2 separate regions of the Homo sapiens genome follow, and region 2 is linked to region 1. Evidence: read pairs that join two places in POLR2A ChIA-PET (ENCODE). Cell type or tissue: B cell. All regions are shown on one strand. Region 1 overlaps IRAG2 (inositol 1,4,5-triphosphate receptor associated 2). Region 2 overlaps DNAI7 (dynein axonemal intermediate chain 7).

Region 1 (4,000 bases):
TGAAATCTGTAGGCAGAGGCTAAAGAAGCTTGTTAGAGATGCAACTCAGAGTAGTGAAAATGGTGTCTGTGAAAATTTGATAGCTATAAAATTATTGCCTTAATCCAAGAGGTAGATTCACATCTATCATAGTTATATTATAATAGAAAATGTTGTTGGTGTTCTTGAGATGATTAAAGCATCTTTAGATATGGAGGTTTTTCCAGCTCAACTTATTGCAGAGGGCTTTTCAGGCACTCTGCCTAGCTTAATCTTCCACATGGTTTTTTTTTTCCTGCTTTAACAGATGTGTCTGCATGATGCCCTAGAAACAGATACATGCAAATATCACCCTTCTTTCTTTCCTCCTCCATCATCTTCCTCCAGTGCCAACCTTGCTGCCTTGCTGTTCCCTTATGTTCTTCATTTCTGAACAAAAAGGAGATTCACCAAGTATCACAAGGGAAGGAAATACACTTTACCAGGGATATCTTGAGATGACCCATACAGAAAGAAATAGAAAGTTTAATTCAAATATGAGAAAGAAAAAAGAGACAGTAACCATCAAAGCCTATTCAAGAATACTCAAAATTTCAGCATATTATAAATTGAATGATATGCCCTTACTATCAGAAAGGAGGTCCCCAAGACTGAAAAACTGGCTGTTCGCTAATAGATATAGTGGTGGGGCAAAGAAAATTCTGAAATGCTTCCTCTCTAGAAGATATTATCAGTAGCCACTCACTAATGTAAGATCTCCTTTCTTATTTTGCTAAATACTTTAAGTGCAGAAGAGAACAAAGTCCACCAAAACATTTTCTTCTAAACTGGTTATTTAATTTAATGATTAAAGTCATTGTCTGTTATAAATTAGCTTCAAAACCTTACATGAATTGAACAACTTCCTCCACAGTAACTGAACACATATCAGAGATATTTTACCTGAAACAGCAAGCCATGGTGTTCCCCTTCAATGAACTCCTTTTGAAGTGACTCAATTGTTGCTACAAAGAGAATTTATAACCAGCTCAATATGACCATTTTAATTTAATTAATTAATGAATTTATTTCAAGACAGGATTTGGTTCTATTGCCCAGATTGGAGTGCAGTGGCATGATCTCACCTCACTGCAAACTCTGCCTCCTGGGCTGAAGCCATCCTCCTGTTTCAACCTCCCAAGTAGCTGGAATTACAGGCACATGCCACCCACACTCAGCTAGTTTTGGTATTTTTTGTAGAGATGGGTTTCACCATGTTGTCTAGACTGGTCTCAAACTCCTGAGTTCAGGTGATCCACCCACCCCGGCCTCCCACAGTGCTGGGATTACAGGCATGAGCCACTATGCCCAGTATGAGCATATTTAACCTTGTCTCCTTTAATTCATTTCATTGCTTCAAAAACTTTTAATGGCTTTAAATTTGGGGCCTCAAGAAAAGGAAAGGGAAAATAATGATTTCTGAGAATGGCACTCTCAACTTATGACTCGGGAAAAATGGAAAACCAGGCTAGAACAGATAAGCCATTATCTCCCTTGGGTATTTAAATTTTACTTTGATAGATACATGTGAATTGTCTTCTAGAAGTGAGTCACAGAATTGTCTAATCTTAAGCTAAGAATACATCTTAGGCCTGGTGCAGTGGCTCACACCTCTAATTTCAGCTCTTTGAGAGACCAAGGTGGGTGGATCATTTTAGGCCAGTACTTTGGGACTAGCCTGGCCAACAGGACAAAACCCCATCTCTACTAAAAAAAAAAAATACAAAAATTAGCTGGGTGTGGTGGCGCATGCCTGTAATCCTAGCTACTTGGGAGGCTGAGGCAGGAGAATCACTTGAACCTGGGAGGTGAAGGTTGCAGTGAGCCAAGATCATGCCACTGCACTCCAGGGCGAGACTCCCTCTCAAAAAAAAAAAAAAAAAAAAAAGAAAATACATTTTAGAGGTCATTCAGTCTGACCTCCTACTGATAAAGAAATCCTATCTCCAATAAGCCTCTGCTTGAGCCCTCAAATTACAGCCCTAGGATCCCAGAATCCTACAAGTAGATCTCAGATCATGAGAACACTGATGTGCAGACGATTGAAAAGGTAACTGGTAAATCATGGAGCTGAGATTAGACTCATGGAACAGAGCTTAACTCAGGGTATCATTCTGTGAAACTAAAAATATTTGTTTTTCTGCTTAAGTAAAATCTCTAAAGGTCTTATGCCTGGAATAATGGAAATGGGGGAAAAGTACCTAATATTTAACTAGCTCTTTGATGTACATAATAACATATTATTTATTTGACAAATCCTACTCTCTGAAACATAGCCAAAACCAGAAAATAAACCCAAATCTTTTGAACAACTAGAATAGATACTGATATTTATGCCCTTTATTCACGTGGCAAACCTCACACTTCAACTCAAGCAGTGGGCTCTGGGTATATACATAATTTTCACCAGTTTGACTGCCTTCTCAGCCCAAAGAAGATTAAAAGCAAAACTTAAACAAGGATATAAGGAGCTCTGCTAGATGGAAGCATATTAATAGCTACCACTTTTTTTTAAAATCACTAACAGCCAGGAAAATTATTAACAGCAGATACTCTGGCATCCAAAATACATAGAAATCTGGTGCTTCTTATTTTATAAACCAACAGTTTTATATCTTAATAGCCTGGAGAAATTCTGAGTCATGAGCATAATGCTAATGAAAAGAAGTACATAATCTAATTTTTAATTTTTTTCAGGAAAAAGGCTCTAAAAGCTTCAATTATGTAGAAAATTACCTATGTAAATTTTTTATTTTATAGGACTTTTTTTTGGTAAAAATAACTTACTTCTCAATCAAGCTTGACATAGTGTTACTAGGCCCACTAGGAGCAAAACAGATGTTTGTTTTTCAAACATCTCCCTCACATAGGAAGAAAAGCATATTTTTAAAAGAGTATTTCTAGGCTGGGTGCGGTGGCTCATGCCTGTAATCCCAGCATTTTGGGAGACCGAGGCAGATGGGTCACCTGAGGTCGGGAGTTCGAGACCAGCCTGAACAACATGGTGAAACCTTGTCTCTACTAAAAATACAAAAAAATTAGCCAGGCATGGTAGCACACACCTGTAGTCCCACCTACTCAGGAGGCTGAGGCAGGAGAATTGCTTGAACCCGGGAGGCGGAGGTTGCAGTGAGCCGAGATCAAGCCATTGCACTCCAGCTCTGGGTGACAGAGCAAGACTCTGTCTCAGGGGAAAAAAAAATAAGTATTTCTAACCTACAAAAGTAATTTAAAATTTATTTCTTATTAATACTTAGGACCCTGGTAAAGATGAAATTTTTAAAAAATTCTGTCTTAACTGTATTAAGAAGGAAGGCCCTGTGCTCCTTCTGATCTACATCTAAACAATAGCAACCAAAGCAATAAGAAGTGGCCATCGTGTGTTTCTGAAGGTCGTGTATCTCCAAAATACAAATTCAGAATACTATCTTACAATTGCCAATGAAGCCGTGTTTCAGAAGCGATGATGAGCTAGTATAAGATTGTCTAAATTGCCCATCTGCTTGCTCACCAGGCAATCTTGGGTTTTAGAAACAGTCTATCTTGAAGCATTCAAATTGAAAGCCTTATTTCAACAGATGTTTTGTGCAATGCATAGCAACTATTTCCATATTTTCCACATGGCAAAACAAGTTGGCTTATGACCACAATTTGCATTCACCTTTGCATTCTGCTTTACATGTTTGGAGTTGGACCTGTAATGCCTCTAGAACAAATATATGCTTCATATAGAAGGAAGTAAAACAATGGCTACTGTATCCCCTGCTGTTGCCATCTGCCATGTAGGATGGGACCAGGTGTCTTGGATACATTGCCTCTGAAGAAAGTTGAGATAAAGCAACTTTCTAAATGACTAAGCAATGAGGTCTCAGGCAAAGGCCCCACAATTAATTGCCTGTTGAAAATGAAAATTATAACATTATTAGAGCCGTTATCATGTTAGCTATCAATGATGGATGACATTTATAGAGTACGGGGCTTG
Region 2 (4,000 bases), 62 kb before region 1:
TCTTCACAATAGCAGAGACATGGAATCAACCTAAATGCCCATCAGTGACAGATTGGATAAAGAAAATGTACATACCCACCATGGAATACTATGCAGCCATAAGAAAGAATGAGATCGTGTCTTTTGCAGGAACGTGGGTGGAGCTGAAGGCTATTATCCTTAGCAAACTAATGCAGGAACATAAAACCAAATGCTACATATTCTCACTTGTAAGTGGGAGCTAAATGATGAGAACTGATGAACACAAAGAAGAGAATGGCAGACACTGGGGCCTACTTAGGAGTAGAGGGTGGGAGGAGAGCAAGGAGCAGAAAAATAACTATTGGGTACTAGGCTTCATACCTAGGTGATGAGATAATCTGTACAACAAACCCCTGTGACCTGAGTTTGCCTGTACAACAAGCCTTCACATGCACCCTCAAACCTAAAATAAAAGTTAAAAAAAAATTTAGTTCAAACTTACTACCTTTAGGTAAGAGAGGTGTTGCCTGTCTTCACCCACACATTTTCCCACAGAATTAACTCCTCTTCCTTGTACTCCTATTGTGGCTCCTTTACTTTATACTACAACACTTACAAAAATATACCCATTTGTTTACTTGCTTCCCTAATAGTCTGGAAGTTCCTTATGTCAGGGACCTTGTTTTTTATTGCCAGTGTCTAGCAATGCCACTACTATTTAGGAGCTCTGTAATTTTTTTTTTGAATGAATAAATAAGGGAGAAGGTTCAGAGGCATGATGGAAAGGGTTTGCAGAGAATGTAATAGTGTTAAAGCTGGTCAGGGGGAAGACACATAGGGCAATATGGTGATGAGAGATGGGAAAGGCTAGTCTACTAAGGGGGACTTGTCTGTGTATGATGGGTAAGAGTCATGGGAATAACTAGCTTTAAATTTCTGACTAGAACTCTGGTATAAGGTTATTCTATTGCTGCAGAAGTACAGGTGCTACCTGAAGTCAAGTGAAGTTTGCTGGATGTCATTCAATTTGCAAGTATTAGCACACACACACACACACACACACACACACAATTTTTATACTAGCAACACTGCATTTATCTAGTGCTTTACATTACCCAAAGTTCTTTTATTTCCATTATCTTATTTGACCCTTAAAACAGTTATCTCCCTCAGCTTCAGTTTCCTTATTTCTTCGGATTGTTTGCAAGATGTGTTATATGTCTGATACACAGTTAAATACCAAATGTGTTATTGTTACATCAGGAATTTGAGGCTCATAATAGTTAAATGACTTGCTCAAGGTCAGAAAGGTAAGTTAGTGGCAGATTTAGACATAAAGTCTAGATTATTTTTACTGCACTAGAGTACAATGGGATACTATCTTCTACATTACTTGAGCTGCAACATCTTTAATTTCCTTGAGAGACTTACCCAAAAGCAGGCTTTGGGATGACTCTACCAGAGCTGATTATCAAATTTAAGCAAAATCTACCTCCTGGATAAACCAAAATGCAAATATAAATAATATTTTTTATAGCTTGCATTGCTTCCTAATCTCCATCTTTTACACTTGAGGATTTTCAGCAGAGAATCTGAGCAGGGTAACCTCTTGCCCTTGTGAAGTTTTGTAGATATTTTAATTGCTTGTTAAAATATTGCTTTTGAGTCCAGTTTTATGGTAGAGCAAGTATCAGTTTGGGGTTTTCAGCCTAGAATTAAGGTAGCAGGCATCTGAAGTGAGGACTGGAACACAAAGACAATGACTGTACTATGTAGACACTGACAATCACACCCATATGTCTGTGGTTTTTTATAGAGTTCTGCTGAGGAAGAATCTGAAGCCATAAAATGTGAACGAGAGATGAAAGTATTAAGTGAAACTGTTTCAGCAGGTATTCTAAATTACATTTTAAGAATTTAACTTTATTGAGATTTTCTTCTTACAGAAGAAATACAGGATCATTGTTAAAAAAATTCAGACATTGCAAAAATATATTTAAAGTGAAAATTCTTCATAGTCCCTTTTCTGAGATACCAGTGTTAACAGATTTCTTTGCTCAATTTATCCCTGTCTCTCTTAATTTCTAATAAAACCATGGGATTATATTATACAAATGTTTTTGTTGAGAATTACTTTTTTCCCACCTAACAACGTGTTACATACATAGAACACAATATATATTTCATGTAAATGAATATTCAACATTATTCTAAGAATACATTGGTAACCTCACTTTTTGAAGTAGTTGTATAATTCCATCCAATAATGGAACACTTTTTAAATCCCTATTGATAGGCAGGTTGTTTCTAATTTTGTATTACTACAATATTGTAATGAACTTTCACAAGTACACATACACAACTGAAAATCTCGCAACACTTCTGGGTATTAACAAGTGTTTGCATTCAGTCTTGTCCTGGCAAATAGCAGTTGGATATAGTTTAGAAGTGTCAAGGCAATAGCGATGTCTAATTTGTCAATCTTTTAGTTTGAGATTTATATACATCTTTTCTGTTAACTTTATGCTTCTTTCCCCATAACTTCTAGGAATCTATTTTCTATATATTTCTTAGCATATTTTTTCATAACAGGCCTTAAACTTCACTTTTTCTTTCTTCTTCTTCTTCTCCTTCTTTTTTTTTTTTTTTTTTTTGAGATGAGATCTTGCTCTATTGCCCAGTAGTGGTGCAGATTATGGCTCACTGCAGCCTCAACTGCCCAGGCTCCAGTAATTCTCCTACCTCAGCCTGCTGAGTAGCTGGGACCACAGGCATGCACCACCAGGCTAGCTAATTTTTAAATTATTTATAGAGATGGGGTCTTGCTATGTTGCCCAGACTCGTTTTAAACTCCTAGGCTCAAGCGATTCTCCCACCTCAGCCTCGCAAAGTAGTGGGCATGAATCACTGCCCCCAGCCTGTTTTCATTTTAATAATAACACATGCTTATTGTATGGTTTCATAGATGAAATAAAAATTATGTCCTCCCCTATACCCCACCATTACTCATGCCTGTTTCCACTTCCAAGGTCAGCTCTATGAATCATTTTGAGTTAACTGCTTTTTGAAAAGTTTTAGTAGCTGGTTGAATAGAAACTTCCTTTACCAGTATGAGAATTTTTAAATTTCTTTCCTAAGAACATACTAAACTGTAATCTATTTGAAAACTGTTAATCTGATTAATTTTAGCACAGTTGTTGCTGGTAGAGAATTCTTCTGAAAAGCCAGATTTCTTTGAAGACAATGTGGTGGATTTATGCCAGTTCACAACTCTGGGTGGAGTATACCACTTGGATATTTTGGAGCTTCCTCCACAGTGTAAACCAGTGAAGGGATGGATGATTGTGGAAGTAGGTTGATTCTTGAATCAAAACTTATAAGTAAAATAATTGCTCACGCTTTTACTTTATTTCATATTATCTAACATCTAATAAGCTTTAACCTTATTAAACACAAAGGAAAAAATGTAATTTTAAACTGTCTTAAATGTATTGGTATTGAAAATTTGAATCAGATGCTAAAAGAATCTAAAATAATATGACGTTTGTACTAGAATTCAGATATGTTAACTTCATTGTAAATTTACATCATTATGTTTTGTTAGTGCCAATTTGGTCTTAATAATAATATTCTAGATCAGAGGTTGGCAAACTTTTTCTGTAACAGGCCAGATGGTAAATATTTTCACCTTCGCGGTCCCTACTAGCTCTGATGCAGCTACTCAACTCAGCCATTGCAGCACTAAAACTGCTGTGTATAAACGAATGGGCACAGCTATGTTCCAATAAAACTTTATTTACAAAAATTGGTGGTGAGTGGGATTTCCCAGGGACCGTAGTTTATGGACTCCAGTCTAAATCAGTGGTTGTTAATATGTGTTCCCTCGAGCAGAGGCATCAGCATCCTCTGGCATCATCTGGGAATTTGCTAGAAATGCAAATTAATGAGCCCCACCTCAAACTTACTGAATCCGAAACCCTGGAGGTAAGGCTCAACAATCTGTTTTGGAAAAATACACCCTAAAGTTTGGAAATCACTA

Evidence for each region. Peaks named below come from ENCODE experiments on the same cell type or tissue, not always from the same donor. Only the 100,000 strongest peaks of a DNase experiment are listed, where the experiment ranks them.
Region 2: POLR2A ChIA-PET joins it to region 1 with 5 read pairs; 5 of 35 experiments call an interaction of 5 or more read pairs at or near these places.

What each region holds. Positions count from the first base shown.
Region 1 is chr12:25,058,575-25,062,574 of GRCh38, reverse strand. It overlaps IRAG2 (inositol 1,4,5-triphosphate receptor associated 2), which reads right to left. Exons shown (of 22, transcript NM_001366544.2): 2 at 922-983. Among named protein-coding and RNA genes, the nearest start is that of IRAG2, 7.9 kb to the right of the region's middle. In B cell, no CTCF peak of the experiment used is centred here; a DNase peak (open chromatin) is centred at 3,664; H3K4me3 peaks cover 584 bases; H3K27ac peaks cover 3,703 bases.
Region 2 is chr12:25,121,064-25,125,063 of GRCh38, reverse strand. DNAI7 (dynein axonemal intermediate chain 7) reads left to right here. Exons shown (of 16, transcript NM_018272.5): 10 at 1,778-1,853; 11 at 3,151-3,311. Among named protein-coding and RNA genes, the nearest start is that of IRAG2, 70 kb to the right of the region's middle. In B cell, no CTCF peak of the experiment used is centred here; no DNase peak of the experiment used is centred here.